Linked DNA regions of Homo sapiens: regions 1, 2 and 4 are each linked to region 3. Evidence: chromatin loops called from intact Hi-C (ENCODE). Cell type or tissue: PC-3. All regions are shown on one strand. Each heading gives the region's core, and the rest is flanking DNA. Links, peaks and the distances in the headings are about the cores only. Region 1 has its middle 160 kb from the start of MIR3660. Region 2 overlaps LINC02161 (long intergenic non-protein coding RNA 2161). Region 3 overlaps LOC102724637 (a long non-coding RNA gene). Region 4 has its middle 23 kb from the start of CETN3.

Region 1 (5,720 bases), core at 1,189-5,188, 71 kb after region 3:
TGTGCAGGTCCATTTATACATGGATTTTTTTCAACCAAATGCAGATCAAAAACAGTGTTTGTCAGGCCCATATATGTGGGTTCTTCAGCACTGACTGTGGAACTTGAGTATATGCAAATTTTGGAATATGTAGCAGGTCCTGGAACCAATCCCTCCTATACATCTAGGAAGAACTGTAATGTTTTTCCAGTTATTTGAACATCTTTTAGTCCAATCAAGTCATCACATAAAATTAACCATCACAAGCATCGTTTTTCTTCCCAATACAAAGTTCTCAGTTTTGCAAAATGTAATCATATTGAAGTTGAGACTTGTTTTCACTCATTTCTCAAAAAACCAAAATGGGAAGTCACCTTAAATAAAATGCCAGCCTTCTTAAAACCTTGAAACACTACATATAGACATGCCTTATTGTATTGCACTTTGCTTTTTTGCACTTTGCAGATATTGCATCTTTTACAAATTGAAGGTTTCCAGCAACCCTGTTGTACAGCAAGTCTATTGGTGCCATTTTTACAATAGCATATGCTCACTTTGTGTCTCTTGTCACATTTTAGTAATTCTTGCAGTATTTCAAACATTTTTATTATTACTATTTTATCTTCCATGGTGATCTTTTATGTTACTATTATAATTGTTTTAGGGCACCATCAACTGCATCCATATAAGATAGTGTATGTAATCAATAAATATGTGTCTTCTGACTACTCCACCATCTGGCCATTCTCCCATCTCTCTTCCTCTCCTAGGGCCTCACTATTCCCCAAGACATAAAAATATTAAAATTAGGCCAATAATAATGGCCTCTAAGTGTTCAAGTGAAAGGAAGAGTCACACATCTCTCACTTTAAATAAGCTAGAAATGATTAAGCTTAGTGAAGAAATAATGTCAAAAGCTGAGATAGACTGAAAGCTAGGCTTCTTGTGCCTAAGAGTTAGCCAAGTTATGAATACAAAGGAAGAATTCTTAAAGGACATTGAAAATGCTACTTTAGTGAACACATGAATAATAAGAAAGGGACAGAGACTTACTGCTGATATGGAGGAAGTTTGAATGGTCTGGATAGATCAAGCCAGCCATGACATTCCTTTAAGTCAAAGCTTAATCCACAGGCATTACCTCTCTTCAGTTATCTGAAGGCTGAGAGAAGTGAGGAAGTTGCAGAAGAAAAGTTTAAAGCTACCAGATGCTGGTTCATGAGGTTTAATGAAAGAAGCCATCTTAAACATAAAAGTGTAATGTGAAGCAACAAGCACTGATGTAGAGGTTGCAGGAAGTTACCCAGAAGATATAGCTAAGATCATTGATAAAGATGGCTACACTAAACAACAGATTCTCAATGTAGACAAAACATCCTGCTATTGGCAGAAGATGTCATCTAGAACTTTTATAGCATGAGAGAAGTCAATGCCTGGCTTCAGAGCTTCAAAAAATAGGGTGCCTTTCTTGTGGAGAGCTAATGAAGCTGGTGAATTTAAATTGAAGCCAATGCCCATTTACCATTCTGAAAATTCTAAGGCCCTTAAGAATTTTGATGAATCTACTCTACTCATGCTCTGTAAATGGAATAACAAAGCCTGGATGACAGTACATCTGTTTACAGCATTGTTTACTGAATATTTTAAGCCCACTATTGAGACCTACAGCTCAGAAAATAAGATTTCTTGACAATATACCTGTTTACCCTAAAGGTCTGATGGAGATATCCAAGAAGATGAATGCTGTTTTTAAGCCTGCTAACACAACACCTATTCCACCCATTCTGTAGCTCATTGATCAAGGAGTAATTTTGACTTTCAAATCTTATTATTTAAGACATACATTTTGTAAGGTTCTAACTGCCAGAGACACTGATTCCTATGATGGATCTGGGTAAAGTGAATCGAAAACATTCTGGAAAGAATTCATGATTCTAGATGCCATTAAGAACATTTGGGATTCATGAGAGGAGGTCAAATTATCAACATGAACAGGAGTTTGGGGGAAGTTGACTCCAACCTTCGTGGATGACCTGGAGGAGTTTATGACTTCAGAGGAGGAAGTAACTGCAGATGTGGTCGAAGTAGAAAGAGAAATAGAACTGGAAGTGGAATCTGAAGATGTGACCAAATTGCTGCAATTGTGTGATAAAACTTAAAGAAGTAGCTTTTTACGGATGAGATGACGCCTACTCCATGTGAAGATGCTATGAACATTGCTGAAATGACAACAAAGGATTGAGAACATTACATAAACTTAGTTGATAAAGCAGTGGCAGGCCCGGCACAGGGGCTCAAGCCTGTAATCCCAGCACTTTGGGAGGCCTAGGGGGGCGGATCACAAGGTCAGGAGATTGAGACCATCCTGGCTAACATGGTGAAACCCCATCTCTACTAAAAATACAAAAAATTAGCCAGGTGTGGTGGTGGGTGCCTGTAGTCCCAGCTACTCGGGAGGCTGAGGCAGGAGAATGGCATGAACCCGGGAGGCGGAGCTTGCAGTGAGCCGAGACTGCGCCACTGCACTCCAGCATGGGCGACAGAGCAAGACTCCGTCTAAAAAAAAAAAAAAAAAAAGCAGCGGCAGGCTTTGAGAGGACTGATTCCAATTTTGAAAGAAGATCTACTGGGAGTAAACTACTATCAAACAGCATCACATGCCACAGAAAAATATTTCATGAAAGAGTCAATGAATGCAGCAGACTTCCTTGTTGTCTTATTTTAAAAAATCACCACAGCCATCCCAACCTTCGGCTACCACCACCCTAATCAGTCAGTACCATCAACTTGGAGGAAAGACCCCTCCACAACCAAAACGACTGTGACTCACTGAAGGCTCAGATGATTGTTAGTATTTTTTAGCAATAAAGTATTTTTAAATAAAGGTGTGTACATTGTTTGTTTAGACGTAACACTATAGCATACTTAATAGTATACTACATACTGTAAACACAACTTTCATATGCACTGGAAAGCTAAAAAGAAAAATGTGACTCACTTTACTGCAATATTTGCTTTACTGCAGTGGTCTGAAATTAAACCCACAATATCTCGGAGCTATGCATGTATATTTTTAATACGAATGTTTTTAAGCCACAATACATCAGGATAAAGAGTTTGTAATTTACCGTCTGTGTCCAACTGATCCTTTTTATTTTTTGTCACTATATGAATAATTTACCAAAGTAAGCATAGAGGAATAGTGAACAATGACTTTTACTACACATTTTGATAAGAATTTAAATAAAACAAAACTTACTTTTTATATCAAGTAAGTTTTGTCAAACATCATAACTGATGAAATAATATTAGAATGGATCTTTTTAGCTAAAAATGATAATTCATTCTCATTGTCCTATAGTGTTCCATTGCAGAAATACACCACAATTGATCATATGTTTGTATTATTTCACCTTGTTTGGAGGCTGTAATGAATAGACCTGCTGTGAAGGCTTTTGTACATGTCTTTGGTGCAGATATGTATACATTTTCTGAGTATACAACTAGGAGATAGAATTGCTGGGTCATTGAGAAGAATAATCACTGGACCTTAGGTATAAATATGTGCATTTTTGGGAAGCATCACCAATCAGTGGTTGTACCATTTTGACTCCCAGCAGTCAACTTTGAGAAAGATCTTTACCTTTTTAGAAGTTATCACAGGATCAAAGGGAACTATAACTACTAAACTGGAATTCTGGCACCAAAAACAGTTATGTATTGCCTCTGCCTTGTCCCTTAATGCTTTTTTTTTTTTGTATGGTTTATCTCTCCAATTCCATTTTGAGATATTAAAATAAAACAAAATACCTTTGCTTGTGTTGTCCCAAATCTCATAGATAGCCTGGAATCCTCAAATCTGTGGTACAGTACAAATTTAGAAACTTCTGGTTAGCATTGGGGGAAGGCCTCAAGTAGCTGATCCAAATTATGTTATATAGAAAAATATGGAATTCCAAATTCCAGCATTTTTCCCTTATGTGTATATTTTTACTAACATCTTGAGCCAACCAATTTACTAGAAAATTGTGTTTCAAAATCACACCTGTCTGTGATGTTCTAGATGTCTCCCAGAAATTACAACCAAAGGAACAAATTCTGACCAGGATCTTTTTCTTCCACTTGTTTGTTATTTCCAGGAGTAAGAAAGCAGGGCCAACCTATCCATTGTTGGTCTCTTGGAACAAGATGTTAATTAAAATTAACATATAAAATTTTATGTCATATAAAATTCCATCATAGGAAAAAAGATAAAAATCAGAGACATAACACTTTACATTTGGAATTCCTGCAGCACTTTTACAAGGTCTATATCATTTTGCTTACCACTTTATGATAAACCAATTTGTTTTATTGTCAAGAAAAATCTTTACTTTCTCCGGTATATTTCATTTAGTAGACATGTGTTAAGTTTGAATCTAAAGTTGCAGATTTATTGAAATATTTGAGATTACCTATTTAAACTTAAAAAATTTGCAAACAAAAGGAAACATTTTTTTCCCCATGTGAAAAAGTGAGGGCTTTAAAAACATTTCACATTGGTCTACATTCATTAGTCCTGTATTGCGTTTTATTATTCTATTTTTTCTTTTTAAATAATTGTCTAAGATTTTAAACCTTACTATTCTATATTTCCATCTTTTAACTGGACAACATGGGTGTACTTCCTTTAAAAACATAATTACCAATTACTCTGCCAACCATAGCTTTTGCTGTCTTGTGCTATAAGATAATTCAATATGTAAGCAATTGCTTTGGAGTTCTCAGGTCAACTACCTGCTATTAAAATGGCTCCATGTCAACCTATGGCGGTATAATTCACTTTAAATCTAGTGTATTAGGTTAGAGAAAGTTCCAAGTTATTGTCAAAAATGTTTCCGACTTTCAGGCAGACATATGCCATAATTTTTGAAAAGCACATTGAAAGGAAAATGAGGAGAAATGGTGCCTGGGCTTGAGTTATATCAACATAAACATTTTTTAAGCTACTCTGGCAGAGGCAATCTCATCTGAAGTCAATGCAAACCATTATAAAGTTGGGCGAAACCTTTGCTCGGCCATGAATGAAACCAGCACATGGCGTTTATATCAGGAAAGCAAAGAGTTTTGAAAGAATTGAGAGCCAAGGCTGGGCAAGATTGCATGTTGGAAAATTCAGTAATTCATGGATCGTTTTCTTTTAAGCATATGCATGTTAACGTGTCTTTAAAACTTCAGAGAAGAACTTCTACTTTTTGATGCAAGTTACATGAGGTGCAGACAAAGAGTCTTATGATTTGTACAGGCACAAGATGCACAGCATTTTGAAAATCCCAAGATAGCTTATGCACTTTTTTTTTTTCTTCACAGTAGGAGTAGAACTTGAAGTTCTGAATCAGGAGTGTAAATGCATTGCAGTGTAACAAAAATTTGAGAAATAGTAAAGGAAGTACAGATTAATTACCTAGGATTCTATTATCACATCCCACTCAAGTTACCATTAACCATTACACTGCAGGTAGTTTTTTAGGGTCTAGATACCTGCTGGTTTAGAAAACTGAAAGAGGTATAAACCATCTCAAAATGTTAGAGGGAACAATATAATGAGGTTCTATCTTTACTGAATCATTTTCAATCCAGAATCAAACGTACACAAACACAACAGAGCGTTCAGTAGTAGTAGTATCTTCTATATTTCTGGAAGCAGAGATCCAAATAGACTAATTTGATCATTCTTTTTTTCAACAAATATTGAGTATACG
Region 2 (5,720 bases), core at 684-4,683, 170 kb after region 3:
CTTTATTCTTGGTGATAATATAAATAATTTCTTCCCAATTTATTACTAAATCGGAACCATACTCTATTCATAAAATGAGCTCTCCCAATACTGAAAGATTTTATGTGTACTTTCTAAGCATTATTATTTCAGAATAATGTTAGGCAAATATCTATGTATTGAAGCAGAAGAGGATGTCTTGAAAGCGAAAAAAAATGAATCTAGTAGTTTAAAATAAGAATTCTATTTTATGATCTCAAAATATCTCCATAATTTGAAACATAACACCCCCAATACACAAATAACACAACTTCAGCAGATATCTCGAACCTTTTATCAAGAAGATCCCTTGCTGGGTCTTCAAAATTGCAGCATCTGAGCTAGTCTTTTACTAACCACACTTTATATAATTAATGCTAATCCTAAATTAAGCAATTTGAAAATAAAACATAAAAGTCTATTGGGTTTATAATCAGTCATTAAACAATTGACATTAAGCCATTAAATAAAGCAAATACAATGCTTTACTATTATGACAGAAGTAAAACAAAAATAACAGAATAAAACAGTATTTGGAAATATTGTTTAGCTATCTCTATCTTGGAAATAAAACACAGGTTCTCAAAATGCTGCCACCTTCCTACCTGTTTTCAGCTAGCAATGAACATGGAATTATAAAAATTTGCACACATAACGCTTGTCTCTTAAAATAGCACTAAACATATGTGAAGTCTCCAAATTAAAGCTTACCCCCAACCACCCCAACTCCAGAACATTGTAACCACAAACGCCTTGAGATATTGGCTGAATCATCCCCCTTTCCAAAACTGTCCATCTGTCTTTGAGAGTGGCTGTGATCCGGAGGCTCAAGTTGACTTACTCACTGAGCTGCCTGCCAGTTTAGATGCACTTTGTAGGTGGAAAATTGTTGGTCTTTGTCCCTCCCAGCTTGCAAGTAAAATGAAGCTGCCAAGAGATAAACACATTCTAAGTTTATCGTGCTATTCTTGGCCTCAAACTACAAGCCATAAGGCAACTATTGCTCAAGGTACCGTGTTTACAAGTGTTCAGTCCTCCGCTGTTTCAGAGACCCAACAAGATGGAATATCTTCCTGCCAGCCTATATTTTGTTTTTTTCTAAGCTTTCACATTTTTAAATTTCTTTTTTAAAAGGGGGAAATGGAGCAGCTTCCTTTAAAGCATTTTGAAGGTTTGAAGTCTTGTTAAAATTTTGATTATGATGTGTTTAGGTTTTTCCCACAGAAGCACAATAAGTTCCTAGTAAGACTGGACACTTCTTTCCATTATTATCAGTATTACTATATTTATTATTATTTTATTTAAAAGTCAACAATATGTGTACCAATTATTTCTATATAGGTCTTCTCAATTGTTGCCATTTACTATTTTCTTTATTCACTATTTTGACCTTTAACGCATTTATTATAATAAAACCCCTTTTTGCTTTTAATTGCTATTTTTTTTTCCTGCCTAGGTAGATATATTTAAAATAATGTGATCAGAGTTTGGTAATATTCTCAAAACCCCAAAAAAACATTTTTTTTTTTGAAAGAAGGAGTACTGAGTTACTGAGTTAACTTTTCTCACAAATGTCTTCCTGGCTGCATTGGATAACAGGATGTATTGAGTTCATACATCTTAAATATAAAAGAGGAGTATAGCTATATCACATCCTATATTGGCACAGTATATTGACATGTATTATGTATGATGTTACACTGTTTAAATTATTAGAAATCACATTAAAAGAAATTATAATAAGATAGGGCTTTTTACCAAATCTAGGATATTTGGCAAAGATATGATAATCAAGTTCAATCCTTGATTTACAAATAAGACTTTGAGCTCTCAGAGTTTTAGAACTATATTTTATACCGTGATTTCTTTGCATTTCATTAAAAGTATCATTTTCTTCAGAGTTCAGCATAGTACATAGATAATTTACCTATAGAAAAAGAGCTTAATTGGTTTTTTGGAGATGGGAGATAGTAATCCACAACCTGGAATTTTTTTAACATACTCTCACTAATCCGTTTTCATTCAATGATTTAATGCACTACAAATTAAATTCACTGACTACATGACCAGTGAAAATAATGTAATAAAAATTTACTTGTTCTAGTTTAAGTCTGAGGGTAGGGAAGGAAGATTTGCAACAATCTACCCTGGGAGATTGCAATAAAAATGTATTGTTAATTTGAAGCATTACTTAGGATCATTCAAAAAATCAAAATCAGTATGTCCACGTTAAAATGAGCAGAGAAAGCTTTAAAGATTGCCATAATTAAGAGTTAAAATGGGCTGCATAACCACCTGATGGCCTTCTGAAGATGTACAAATAATGAAGGAAAATGGATGAATATTCTATTTGAAAATTATCTGTATGTTAGTTTTAGAATTTACCTGCAGCACTCTACATCTTGAAATATTTAGGTTGCTATAACAAAGCAACAAAAACTGGGTGGCTTATTAGCAACAAATATTTACTTCTCACAATCCTGGAGGTTGGGAAGTTCAAGATCAAGACACCAGTAGACTTGGTGTCTGGTGAGAACCTACCTTCTTGCTGCCTCTTCACATGGTGGAAGGGATGAGATAGCATGCTGGGGGCTCTCTAATAAGGGCAATAACTCCAATCATGAGGGCCCTGTCTTCATGACCTAATCACCTCCCAAAGGCTCCACTTTCTATTACCATCATCTTGGAGTTAGGTTCCAACACATGAAATTTGGGTGACATAAACACTCGGTTTATTACATTCCTGTAGCAGAAAAAATGAGTAATAATCTCATCAGCGCATGTAAAAATGGTAACTACCTTTGCTCTATATGACTCAAAGTAGGTGGCAAGACTCATGTACATTCCAAAGACTATCTGGTCAGAGGCATTTGATGTCTTTGCTTTACAGATATCTTACTCTTGGTTTATTACTCTAATAAACAGTGTTTTACAGTGTTCTTATCCAGCACAGAACAGCTAATTTGATTATAAAATATGCTATGATACTTTGAAACTCATATTTAATTGTTAGAACGTGCATGAGTTCTACTTTGAAAGTCTAAGAAATTGCCTAGATTTTGAGGGGGTGAGGGACTGATTGGTCATTAGTACCTAGCATTGCTAGAATCCAGTATTCTTTGAGTTGATGAATATGACCCTTCCACAACTGGTGGAGGGGACTCTACCAGAGCATTGTTATGTTGGCATTGTAAAAGGAACAAGATAGGTTCTTAGATAAATATCTAATATGTTAGCAGTCATACTGAAAAGAAATATCTGAGTAGTAGTTTATAATCTTTTGCTATGTACACATTTATAAATTATTTATTTGTATTTAAGTCTGATTATTGGTTCAAGCCAAATGTAAGTGCACCCAAGAGTCAGAGTCATGAAGTAGGTGGGTTTCAGCATTCAAGGTCACTAGTAAGAAATTAGAATTTTACGTACTAGGAACTCTCAAATAATGAACAAATTTTTTAATGCTTTTTATTTGGAAAGATTAAGAATATTTTCAAAAGTAGAAAGTTTTCCCATTTCTGAAATACCTTTGCAATACCTGTCATCCCAGGATATTCCTTTAACTTTTCAATTTAATACTCTAAGGATTCTTTGTTTTTAAGACAATTTCTTTCCATTTTGTTGGGTGAGTGTCCTTGAGGTGATATGTATGAGGTCATGCTGTGTGTTTCAGGTAGTCCATATAATGCTGTCATAACAACACTAACCAAAGCTTAAAATCTCAGTGGATTACATAAAAGTTTATTTCTAATTTATACATGTTCAACAAGGTGAACCAAGAGTCTTCAGGTTCACTGGGGGCTCTGTTAATCATAATTGCTCCAAGATCTGACTAACGGAGTATTTAGCTCAATACACATGTTGATAACTAAGAATGCAGAAAAAAATATACAAGGTGAATTATTTTATGGCTTCTAAAGCTTTTATCTGGAGGAAAATTCATCACTTCCCACATTTCTTTAGCCTAAAGCAAGCCACATGATATTAACTAACCCACATTACACATGATATTGTCTAACCCAAAGTTTGGTAGATGAATACTTTTACCTTGTGCCTTGAAAGAAGAGAAATGGAAAATTATTGAACAGACCTCATGACTTGACTAATACAAGATAAAATGCTTACAACTATTAAAGGAAGTCATTTTTCCTAAAGCCACCAGAAGCAGAAGGCATTTCATAAAGAGCTTGTTTTCCTTCGTAGCATTAGTATAATACATTGGGGTGCCATTAGGACATTTGGGTGGCATTAGGCTTTGCTTCTATCTAAGTCTTACTTTATTGTGCCTGTCATAATTATGCCATGACAATCACTTACTTTTGGGGATATTTCAATGTTTCCACCCTTTTGCTCAGAAAGTTCACATGGAAGCATCTGTTTCTATTTGTGAACTGTAGTAGTGAATGAGCAGCAGCTGAATAAAAATAAACCTGGCTACAGACAAACTGTGTCCTCTATACAAGCACAAGTGAAATGGATAAAACAAGATTCAGCATATAATAACATGATATCATATAAAATTATCCAAATATATGCAGCAAACTCTTGGTATAAAGCATATTATTTTAGTGTTTTGAGATCACATTGAAATGGGTAATACGTACATTCATGTGATTTATGTAGCATTGTGGAGAATTTGACTCCTTAATTATAAGCATAATGCTGGAAACACTGTTAAGTCTTATCAATAATTTAACCAAAAGGAATCAATACATTTTACAGATAAATATACAATTTCAATCAACTAAAACATCTCATTAAATACTTAAAGTAAATCTTATTGCATCCTACATATTTTGGTGTCTCAGTTATGGTCTACCACTTCTCTGGCAAGAGTGCCATGATGATTATTCCAAATCTTACATTTTACATTTTTTACACAATCGATATACAAGTCAGATACCCAAGAAATGACCTAGAAAGTCTCCTTGAGGGCAATGAAGACTTACATGAGCTGTTACTGTTGCCTATTTTTGCATACTATATTCTAATAATTTTTTTCCCTCAACTGTCACTCCTGGTGTAAAAGAAGAGCTGGTTCTTTGTAAAATTCATGAGAACATGCTCAAATAAAATAAATAGTAAAGGACCAGAGGCTCTAAGTAAGCAGAGGAGGAAAGACATTAGATAATTTCTAGAGACAGAATCTAAGAAACTATGAAAGTAAGAATATGTGGAAATGAGAAAGAGAAAGAGATAACCAACACGAGCCAGGCTCTAGAGATATTTTGGTCTTTAATGGCTTCCTGATTCTGCTTACTTTTTCTTGAAGTGGTCTGAATAGTAGGCTTCCTTTCCTCACAATCAAAAGAATTCTCTAAAATAGTGGAGGTGTCTTAATTCTAGCTAGCAAAACCGAATAATGTGCCTTAAGAAAAACACTTAAATTGCAATTATTCTGACCACTTTTGGTATTTCACGTGCAATTAAGTCCAGAGATATTCTATCAATAAGTGTCTAAGTAGTTGTTTAAATGCTAATACTAAATATAGCCTTTAACCTTTATCTGAGAAAACTGTCTAGCTATTTCAGAAAATACATAGAACTTAATCTTTCTATATCACTGGCACAAACATGGATCATATTTTTATTAACCATTGATCTCTGATCTACTGAGAGGTTAAAAGATCCCAGAAAAGGCTCCAGAGTGAGAATTATAATTTGTGTGGTCACACAAAAGCCTAAAGTTTTAAGTGTTAACT
Region 3 (5,720 bases), core at 1,128-5,127:
GTGGTGCTAGTGCTACTGGCATTTAGTGTACGAACGCCAGGGATATTGATAAACATTCTACAATGAACAGGGCAGCCCCACACAGCAAAGAATCATCTGGCTGTTCCAGATAACACACACAGACTTCTTCAAGAACCACTTAAGCTCTAATACGCCAGCATTTTCCAACAATATTAAGAAAGGTTGACAGTGCTTTTCACCTTTTTCAGATTTCATTGTAATACCCACGATTGAGATGGTTGGAGATAAAGCCATTATCCAGTGATAGTTCATCATGTTGAAGGAATCCTGCTGTATGTATTTTATATATTTTGATATGGATATGTGATATGCACCCTTAATACAATTCTAGTCTATAACAGCTACCTAACAATATTTCAGAATGAGCTTTTTCTAGTATTCTGTGCCATTAAAGAGTGGCCCCTTTGTACATTAATGAAAGCTTGTCCTTTAGAATGAATAGGAAGTCTAAGAATTTGGCTAAATACCATCTTTCTGGAAGAGGAAAAAATTAATGGCAAAATATTAGAAATATAATTGATCAAATGCAATACTCATTGTAGTCAAGAGTAAGTAATGCAAAAATCTGTAATTCTCATGAAAAACAATATTAAAATTGTGTTCCCGGGAAGTTAGTAACATTTTGACATTTTTTCTCTATTCTTTAAATGGTTCAGAGCAACTATTTATTAATTAGCATTTTCTTTAAGAAAAACTAATATCGTTGTGGAGGATTAACTTCACTTTGGAGTGTACTACTCCCTTAAAAGGACCATTAAAAGGCTATAAAATTAATTGTTTTCTACTAATAAGTTATTATTTAGAATCACTTAGTTTCATCTACCAGAAAAAAATGCTTTTTGAGTTAGAGGTTTTATATTATCTCAGTCTTCTCATCCATGATCAATACTTACTCCATTTTTGTTATTATATCTGTTTCCTTCTGGTTCTCATCTTAGCTCAAAAGAAAAAGGATGATTGAACAAAATACCTTTTGAGTAGTCTCTCTGCTCCTCAAAGCACATGTCTTCATAATTATCTCAAATTTGCATATTTATTGTTAAATAAATATAAGGGGAATTTATTGCAGTATGCTGCATTCTTTGCACTCTCTGTGTCTTGTTTGCATCTTGCCTGTTTTGATCGTTTTAGATTAGAGGCACATGAATTATCATTTATTTTAAGTGCTATATTATAGTCATTTTTGCAGAGAAAGAAAGCAGTCAAAAAACAGATTGTCCAACTTCTTATAAATGAGAATGTCACAAATAAAATGCCAGTTTGTTCACCTTGTCCTTTGCACTAACGTCAAGCCATTCTCTTCGATGCCTTTTTTGTAATTATGAGTAATAGCCCAAATATTTTACAGCAGAGAGATGAGTCACAAAGCGGAAGAACTATAAATACTTTTGTTCTCGAGAAACAATGAAGCTGTATATTCTTTCACATTCACCCACCACATATGTGTTTTATTTAAGGTTAAGCTTTTTTAAAAACAACTTTCTCCTGCTTTAAGAGTTCCAATCTCCAGTACAAGTTTTGTTTTCCAGTAAACTGTTTCATTGTATTTGATGCTTCATAAATGTATCTAAATCTAGCTCATCATGCACTGCTAGCTACACCTAATCATACACACATGTCTGAATTACTCCACTCCTATTTAAAGGAAAAGAACAAAAAGTAAGAATGGCAGATGTGTTCATAATTAATATCCTACTGGGTTAATCAGTAGATCCTCAGGAATGCTATGAGGGTTTTGATGTATTCAGAAAATCACTGCCTTTATCTATAGACCTCTTTAAAGACAAACATACAACAGTTAGTTTTTAGAAGATGTGATCCTTGCAAATAAGATAGTAAATAATATTGTCACAGACTTGCCTCTTTGAATAACCTAATTCCATGCTTGATTTTATATGTTTAAGTGAGGAATTTATGGTTCATATTTACAGCCAGTGATATGTGCAAGGATTGCTGTTTACTAACATCACACTCAAAATTTCTTGTAGACATTTCAAGCAATTTGAAGTATAGTTCTTCTAGAAGTAACTAAATATAAACAAGATGGGCACTTTTTTTAAGGAGATTGATATTTCAGAATTGTTGATCACTCCTATACTTGTGAATGAGAGAATATAAGAGACATGGTAATTCACTGAAGGAGAAGAAGAAGAAGGAGAGCATTGCATTATTGGAAAAACTCCATCTTTATAGCGAGACAATACTGAGTTGAAAGCTCAGTCTCCCACTGTGCAACTCTAGGAATTGCTTAAGAGCTCTGGTCTTTGGTTACCTCATCTACTAATGCAGAATAATAACACTTCTGTCTTAAGGTTTAGAGTGTTAAAATAAAGCAGTACTTGGGACATTGAAAAATGCTGAATTTAAAAGTCCTGTTTCATGGGGAATATGAAACTTTCATTCTAAAAAGACTGTACTGTATGAAAGATAAATTTTAGTTATATTGTGGTCCACATTTCAGTTTTGGAGTTAATGTATTCAGGTATGTGCCTGTCACAAAAGGGTCGTGCATTAAATGTTGAGTGAAAACATTGTGGCTTAGACAGAAATCTTGGAATTTAACTAGAAATTTATTTTTTTAAAAAATGAAAGAATAGGAAGAGGTTCATCAGCTCTGTCTTGACTATCTCTAGATCTATGATTGATGCAATATTACCTTTAAGTAAAAAAAAAAAAAGCTACATAATTATTTTAGTTTTATTGTATCTTCTTAAGTATGTTTCAAGTACTTTCATTTGTGTTTGACTCTTCAAGATCTTACCTTCACTACAACCCAGTATTTCCATTGCAAGTGATAATATTGCAATGGAATATTGCAGTCTTTCTGAATAACAGAATTTACATTATATCAGTCCCCGAGAGGACCAGGGGCATGGAAAGATCAGGGTTTGGACACTTACACCCCCTTGTGTTTTGGGAGAGGTCATGGCAACTCGCTGTCCCTATGTGCAGCTTGCCTAGCAAGTATCCTTGTGCCTGAAGGAGTGAGATATTAAATAGCAAATTAAAAAAGACATTTCAAGCAATTTGAAGTATAGTTCTTCTAGAAGTAACTAAATATAAACAAGATGGGCACTTTTTTTAAAGGAGATTGGTATTTCAGAATTGTTGATCACTCCTATACTTGTGAATGACAGAATATAAGAGACATGGTAATTCACTGAAGGAGGAGAAGAAGAAGCAGGAGAGGATTGCATTATTGGAAAAACTCCATCTTTATAGTGAGACAATACTGAGTTGAAAGCAATTTGAAGTATAGGGTTAAAAATGAGATTGAGAAGTAAAGCAAAATGGGTTACATTTTAGTACTTTTAACTTCATTTTCCCCCAGTTATTTTTGAACAAAGGGGCACCACATTTTGTTTTTATACTGAGGTTTGCAAATTAGGCAGCTGGTTCCCAAACATGTGGCAGAATGGTCAGACACTTCAGCCTGATCTCCTATGCCTTCCTCTGAGGTTGCATCTTATAGAACCCAACTTGCCAGTCCCCTCTGCCTCTTTCTTTAACAAATTTCTTTCTGTTTCCTACCTCAGGAACTCTATACTTGCTATTTCTTCCTTCCACTATACCCTTCCTCCTTGTTCTTGATTTCTAAGTATAAGCATCACTTCTTAAGAAAACCTTCTTTAACCATGCTAACTGGAGGAGCTCTTCTCGCACAGAAGTTATTGCTATCACACCTCTCTCTTTTATTTTCCTTATATAACTTAACTACTATGTGCTTATTTTTAATCTACCAATTTTGCTCAATAGGATGTAAAATTCCATGAGGAGATATTTTGTTTATATTATTCAAAGTAATATACCTATATCAGCGGGTAGGGGTGGAAAAGTCCCAGGGCATAGTAGGTACACAGTAATTCCTTGCTAAATAAACACATGCTATTGATTCATTCTAAAAATTTATGAAAACCTACCGTGGCAAATAACACTAGGATTTAAAGGGGATATCAATGTGGCTCTTCTAGGAGTCTCTAATCCAATTGAGGAGATGGAAGTAGATATATAATTAAAAATTGTAGGTAACTTTAATGGTTAAAATTAATGTTACAATGTACCATAATATTTCTTGGGTAGCAATATAATTAAGTGGTTTAGAAAAGTTTGGGGCACATAAGATTACAAGAAACCCCAATTTTTGTATGGTTGTGTTTACATGGAAGAGGTCAGAGACTCAGGAATATTAACCTATGAAAATCTTTATTTTTTTCTCTAAATTCAATAGCTTTTTGGGGAACAGATGGTGTTTGGTTTCATGAATAATTTCTTTAATGGCGATTCCTGAGATTTTGATGAACCCATCACGCCAGCAGTGTCCACTGTACCCAATGTGTAGTCTTTTATCCCTTGCCACCCCCACCTTTCCCTTCGAGTCTCCAAAGTCCATTGTATCATTCTTATGCCTTTGCACCCTCATAGCTTAACTCCCACATGTGAGTGAGAACGTACAATGTTTGGTTTTCCATTCCTGAGTTACTTCACTTATAATAATAGTCTCCAGTTCCATCCAGGTTGCTGTGAATGCCATTATTTCATTCCCCTTTATGGCTGAGTAGTATTCCATTATATATACATATATCTATCTATCTATCTATCTATCTATCTATCTATCTATCTATGCATCTATCTATCTATATATCTATATCTATATATATATATCACATTTTCTTTATCCACTCATTGATTGATGGGTATTTGGGCTGGTTCCATATTTTTGCAGTTGCAAATTGTGCAGCTATAAACATGCGTGGGCAGATATCTTTTTTGTATAATGGCTTCTTTTCCTCTGGGTAGATAACTACTAGTGGGATTGCTGGATTAAATGGTAGATCTATTTTTAGTTCTTTAGGGAATCTTCACAGTGTTTTCTATAGTGGTTGTACTAGTTTACATTCCCACCAACAGTGTAAAAGTGTTCCCTTGTTACTGCATCCCCACCAACATCTATTATTTTTTAATTTTTTTATTATGGCCATTCTTATAGGAGTGAGATGGTATCATATTGTGGTTGTGATTTGCATTTCCCTGATAATTAGTGATGTTGAACATTTTTCCATATGCTTGTTGGCCATTTGTGTATCTTCTTTTGAGAATTGTCTATTCAAGTCCTTGCCTACTTTTTGATAAGATTTTTTTTAAATTTTATTTCTTGCTGATTGTTTGAGTTATTTGTAGATTCTGGATATTAGTCCTTTGTCAGATGTATAGATTGTGAAGATTTTCTCCCACTCTGTGGGTAGTCTGTTTACTCTGCTGACTATTTCTTTTGCTGTGCAGATACTTTTTAGTTTAATTAAGTCCCATCTGTTTACCTTTGTTTTTGTTACATTTGCTTTTGGATTCTTTGTCACGAACTTTTTGCCCAAGCCTATATGTAGAGGGGTTTTTCCAATGTTATCTTCTATAATCTTTATGGTTTCAACTCTTAGATTTAACTCTTTGATCATCTTGGGTTGATTTTTGTATAAGGTGAGAGATGAGGATCCAGTTTCATTCTCCTATGTGTGGCTTGCCAATTATTCTGGCACCATTTGTTGAATAAGGTGTTCTTTCTGCACTTTGTTTTTGTTTTCTTTGTCAAAAATCAGTTGGCTGTAAGTATTTGGCTTTCTTTCTGTGTTCTCTATTCTGTTCCATTGGTCCATGTGCCTATTTTTATACCAGCACCATGCTGTTTTGGTGACTATGGCCTTTAT
Region 4 (5,720 bases), core at 1,164-5,163, 460 kb before region 3:
AGGGGTGGTCAGTAAAGGTCACTTTAATATTAGAATTGTGCAGAATTTGGGTTGTAAGCAGGAAATCTCAGAAGGAAATATGGCAGCCAACTGGATGAGAGCTTAGTTGCGTCTTGGAGATCTTGGAATAGATTTTCAGTTGGAATAGGTAATTTGTTTACCTTTCCTGATTCTGAATTCAGAATATACTGTAGTTAAACCATTCATTGAAAACTTCATCCTAGATGCTATGAAAAATTGCCAAATAAAATCTAAAATAAAACCAGGTTCTGGTTTATCTGAGCTTTATGATTGTATGTTAAAAGTTACCTTTGTGAGGTAAACTCTAAATACCAGGTGTTTTTATTAGTAATTTTATCTAACTGTCTACAGAAATCCAAATTACCTCTTTCATGAGAACTTTGGAAACCCATATGTCTTGTGCTATTCTGAGACTATGTAAAATATATTTTCATTATATGATGATTTTAGGAATATTACTAACATTTTATAGAATCAAACATCAGCAGGGTTACTTCCATTTTATACTTAATTAAGGATATTTTAAAATAGGTTTTCTTTATTCTATAATAAAATAAATAAGAGATAATAGAATCCCCGGAGTCCAACATTTCTGATTTAATATGCTTGTAACATTTGCCTAACACACCACTGTGCTCTCTGAAAAGGGCGATCATTTTCACTGTATGGTGTTACCTAGACTGCCTATCCCCAGGGTCTTCCAAAAGTCCATGTACGTTTGACAGCATGGAAACGTGTACTGTTGTAGAGCATAAATACTAGAGACTTATTGATGGAAGCCTATTTCTGATACGTAGCTTTTTAAAGACCACTCAATATACATAAACTAAATGTTAAGTGACAAAAATATTTTCAAATTATATTTCCTACCATTTAGGACCTCCTTAAATTTAACAGCAGGTTAAAGGTTTGGGGTTGGCTTATTTTTTAAGAAAATATACATTTTGATTGTTTTGAAAGTTTATACATTTAAGGTTTCTACCAAACAGGTAGATATAACCATACTTTCAGCAAGATTACATTTTCCTTTTTCTATTAAGATTTAAAATGTTCCATTAAATCTGAGTAGCTAGCCAAAACTGAGCTTTCCAGGAGACTTTCTATACCAGTCTTGCTGGGAGATAATTGTTGCTAATCTAAGTCCAAGGGATAGTGGGATGTTTTTCAACACTGGCAATAAAAACAAAATAACTCTTTCAAAGAGGGAGAAGCAAGATTTGGATTCTAAGAATTTTCCTTGTGAAAGAAAACTTTGTTTATATCTAATTGGTTGATTTCACTACTGTAGCAAAGATACAAGAAAAAAAACTGGGAAAGATTTTTAAAAACTAGAAAATTAACAGTCTATTTCATGTCGTTTGGGGAAAAATTAAATGACATTATGTTTGTGAAAATGTTTTGTGAATTGCAAAGTTATATTAAAATTAATTGTTATAGTTATGCTTCTTCTGTAGTTTGAATTATTGGCCTATGGGCCCAAGTGCTTATAGTTCTACAATCTGATCCTGGAAGTTCTGGGGTCTTGAGGGCCTCTAAGGAGCTGTTGGTTGTACCCAAACCTAGCTAGCTAGGATACTGCTTGGGGGTAAATTCTAAACTCAGATTAGTTTCTTTGGAGTATTCATAAACAGGTGAGCAAGGCAGTGTTCAGTCCATTTGGAGGAAATGTATTCTTAGGGAGCATGGATAAAATATATGCTATTAACATTTGGTTGAAATCAGCTTAAAAATCATGGTTTATAGTTCTACCTAAGTTATATTAAAGTCAAAGGTTTTTAAAAATTATTTTCAAAAAGCTAAACTTGATTGCTGGCAGCTATTAGGGTCTAAAGAGTTAATTCATGTGAAAAAGAGATAGAAAAGGCAAATCTTTTTAAAAGAGTTCTTAGTTTCTATTTTATTTATACTTTATGTAACATCTTTTTTTTTTCCAAAAAAGGATTGTAGCACACTTCTCCAACACAAATTCAGTAAGATTATTAAATTAGAAATAACAGATCACAAACTATATAGAAATAAGAAGAGACAAATGCAGTCAACTTCAGTTATTTGGGGTCAGATGGAGGAGTGTTCAGATCAACCATATTAAACATAGCAGAGACCTGGACAAGGCTCATCTCCCAACCAAGTAATTGCTGCTGTTTACCACTTTTGCTCTCACCTTCTCCCCCTTGTCTCCCACGAGATTAGAGAAGTGCTGAGTTAACGAGAGGCATGTCTGGTTAAAGTAGGGTTGAGAACCCAAAGGAGACCTTCCCAGCACTACAGGGGAGGGAAAACGCTAGACATCTGCTGTACTTTAATATTGTTAGTCTACAGACCAGTCAAATTGCTCCTATATAATCAAGAAATTTGTTCTAGGAACCCAGGATGAAATAAAAGGTGCATGAGGGCCTAGAGGTAAAGGAGAGCTTAATTTAGAATACAGCTTACAGTATGGATGTAGAGGTTTTCTGAAGTGTAAATTAATTCACATACTCTTTATTGGTTCAATGACATACTCCATATACTACTTACTTACTGAAAAAAATCAAGAAACATGAAATTAAAGAGATTAAGATTGCTGTAGTGTTTGACCATCTAAAAACATTGCTCAGGATTCTGATGAATTCAGTGTTGAGGAATACACCATCCATATCAATAGCTGCTTAGTTGTTCTTAAGCCTCAGGGAAACCAGAGATTTAGGGCTTATGTAGGGGAAATGTACAGGAGTCACAGGGAAATGGTGAGCGGCAGTGGGACGCTGATGCCAGAGAAAGGACTCATGGAGTGGTTATTGACCTATAGGTTCAAGAGATTTGCAGCTCTATAATCGGATCTTGGATGTTCTGGGATCTCCGGGACCTCTACAGTGTGGGAAACAGTTACAAAAAGATAGTATCATCTAAATTTCAGTTTTTGCCCCAGGCTGACACTGCTGGAACTTTCATTTTCAAGAGAGTATGGAATGAAATCTGGGTTCCATATTGTTCCAAGTTGATTATGCTTCTGGGTGGGCATCCACTGGTAGAACTGAATGGGAACACATGGTTCTGGTCTCACTTTAAGAACTCCTGTTTTATTCATGCATAGAAGTTGACACACTTTTTCCTTCCATTATATATCACTTGTTAAGGTATCACCTCATGTAACCCAACAATGAAGGGTGTATGTATCTCATGGTATTTCCATATGGTAATTGTCTTGTGAGTCTTCAATGAACAACGATTGTTCTTTCCCAGCTAAGGAGACATTTGCCTTGTATACAGGAATATATATATAGACCAATAAGAGGAATCATTAACTAGACTCTTATAATCTATGAATGTGATTTTTAAAAGCTTCATTATTTTGCATATTTAATTTTGTTAGTCTCTATCAACTAAGACTTTATGTTTTGGGGAATGTTCTTTCTAGGCAGAAGGGTTTGATTCCTGCAATTATGAATGTTACTAGGTACAAATTCACCTGCAGAAGGGATGACAGTCAATTCACAGGCCTTCTAAACTCCTTCTTTATTCATTTATTCAAGGAAGAATGGCACTTAATTACTCAAATTAAGATAGTGACTTGGAAAGAGAAAAATAGAACAAAATATATTTTCAATCTCCACCAGGGGGACCTATTGCTGCAACAAAAAAATGAATCTGAGGAAGAACATTTGTTTTACACAACAGTTACATGATATTATAGTTTTATTTTTTAAGTGTATACACCTATTTGAAAAAAAGTGCTTTTTATATTCCACATAATGGTATTTCTTGTGGTATAATTTTATTTTTACATTATATCTAGTAATTAAAATAGAAAAATAAACAAAATATGAGGTTTTCTTGATTTGTTAGTTAAGCTTTTTAAAAGTAGAATAAACTATTAAGTGAAAATATAAATTCAGTCTTTATTTGAGAAGAATTTCTGTTTAATATATCTACAAGATTACCTAAAGAAAGCAGAGAAAACTCTTTTTCATGAAAACATATCTTCCTAAATTTTGCGAATTCAGTATGTCTTATCCCCTACTCCACTGGCTTTTGTCTGGGATTTAAAGGCTTATAGTTTTTATGAAACATTTTCATACTATACTATTTATAATTACAAAATAGGTAAGTTCTATAATCACAAAGTTAGTAAATCTATCCTTTTGCCTCACTTCTAGTTGTGAGACATTCTATTTTCTGCTTTGAGATTATGCATGCTTTCTTAGCATCAAGTGCTATTTTATTTATTTATAGTCATATATATCTTAATATTCCTTATTTTTTACGGTTCAAATATTCTCTTTCTGAGAGCTGTATAATTTTCTAAATTCTAGATGTTTTTATCTGACTTATATGACTACCTCCTTTCTGAGTTCATTGATTAGAAGTGATTTATATTAATGGGTGTCAGTGGTGAAGAAAGTTTACCAACACTGTGGGACAGATATTACCATGTCCATTTCTCAGATCAGGAAATTGACGCTGAGAATGATTACGTTACTCAGTTAATGTAATGTTTTCTACCATATGATTCTAAGCCCAATATTATTAAACACACAGTTAATTTTAACACATCTCAGATATGAGCAAGCTATTGTTCTTGACATACTTCCTCAACCTAGACCAGATTAGTGAACTCATAATTTGAGTGTTAATGGGCCTTCTATCCCAGACATATTCTTCTGCGTGATAAATTCCTTGTTCTAAATAACTTATTTGGATAATTTTCCTTGTCCTGAATAAACACCAACCTACATAATACCATACTTTAGATGTAGCAAGAGATTTTTAAATATATATACTGCAATTATACATTTGGCCAAGCAAGGTTGTAATGATGCCTTTGAACTTTTGGTTACATGTACACACACATACAAACATAAACACACACACTACTTTTTTCTCCAAATAAAATTATTAACTCTACCTTATGAAGAACTGAATAAAGTTCAATAATAATGAAATAAAAATTTACATTAGACATATGAAATCACTCATATTAATGAAATGCAAAATTAAAGTACACCGAGGTACCACTTTTACTTATTCAATTATTTTTGTAATATACTCTGTTAAATGCAAGGAGGAGGGGAAATAAACCAGAATCCTTTCACTGCTGGCATTACAAATTGGTACAACTCCCACAGAGGGCAATTGGTAACATTACAAATAACTACACCACATGATCTAACAGATCTCTTGGAATTTAGCCTATGGATATACTTGTACACATGCAAAATTGTTTATGTTTAAGACTATTCATTATAGGTTTTTTATAGCGAAAATTGGAAACAAATCAAATGTCCCTTGTTGGGAGGCTAAATAATTGGAATACTATACAGCTGTTAAAAAGAATGAGCAAGAGGTCTATACTGATATGCAAAGAGCTTCAAGCAATATTAGATGAAAATGGCAAAATGCAGAACAGTCTTATAGTAATCTATTTGTGTAAAAAAGGAGGAATAAGAATATATATTTATATTTCATTTTATATACATAAAGAAACTCTTGAAGAACACATAGAGAACTAATAAAAGTGATTACCTGCTTGGGATTGGAGGCAAAGAGGCAACTGGTGACAGACAGGGGTAGGAAAGACACTTATTTTCTTTTGCTAGAATATTCTACCTATATTTTAAAAAGTGTGTGTGAGAGAGAATGAGAGAGAGGGAAAGAGAAAATGTGTAAGTCGAGTTTAAGTAGACACGTATACTTTTACTCCCTAAGATGACAGTAAAGGG

The links. A loop is a pair of places that touch in the nucleus more often than their neighbours do. Peaks named below come from ENCODE experiments on the same cell type or tissue, not always from the same donor. Only the 100,000 strongest peaks of a DNase experiment are listed, where the experiment ranks them.
Region 1: it touches region 3 in a loop (3-fold over the local background); 1 of 110 quality-filtered maps calls a loop at or near these places.
Region 2: it touches region 3 in a loop (4-fold over the local background); 1 of 110 quality-filtered maps calls a loop at or near these places.
Region 4: a loop joins it to region 3, with 5 times the contacts of the local background. A loop is called at or near these places in 1 of 110 quality-filtered maps.

Annotation. Positions count from the first base shown.
Region 1 is chr5:89,855,223-89,860,942 of GRCh38, reverse strand. No RefSeq gene overlaps it. Among named protein-coding and RNA genes, the nearest start is that of MIR3660, 160 kb to the left of the region's middle. In PC-3, for the core only: no CTCF peak of the experiment used is centred there; a DNase peak (open chromatin) is centred at 2,922; H3K4me3 peaks cover 517 bases; H3K27ac peaks cover 1,584 bases.
Region 2 is chr5:89,752,336-89,758,055 of GRCh38, reverse strand. The region is part of intron 1 of LINC02161 (long intergenic non-protein coding RNA 2161); the gene reads right to left. Among named protein-coding and RNA genes, the nearest start is that of LINC02161, 170 kb to the right of the region's middle. RefSeq lists a silencer at 787-987. In PC-3, for the core only: no CTCF peak of the experiment used is centred there; a DNase peak (open chromatin) is centred at 2,795; H3K27ac peaks cover 720 bases.
Region 3 is chr5:89,926,579-89,932,298 of GRCh38, reverse strand. All of the region lies in intron 2 of LOC102724637 (a long non-coding RNA gene), which reads right to left. Among named protein-coding and RNA genes, the nearest start is that of MIR3660, 87 kb to the left of the region's middle. In PC-3, for the core only: a CTCF peak has its summit at 2,925; a DNase peak (open chromatin) is centred at 1,368; H3K4me3 peaks cover 424 bases; H3K27ac peaks cover 795 bases.
Region 4 is chr5:90,384,205-90,389,924 of GRCh38, reverse strand. No RefSeq gene overlaps it. Among named protein-coding and RNA genes, the nearest start is that of CETN3, 23 kb to the left of the region's middle. In PC-3, for the core only: a CTCF peak has its summit at 3,616 (motif pointing right); no DNase peak of the experiment used is centred there.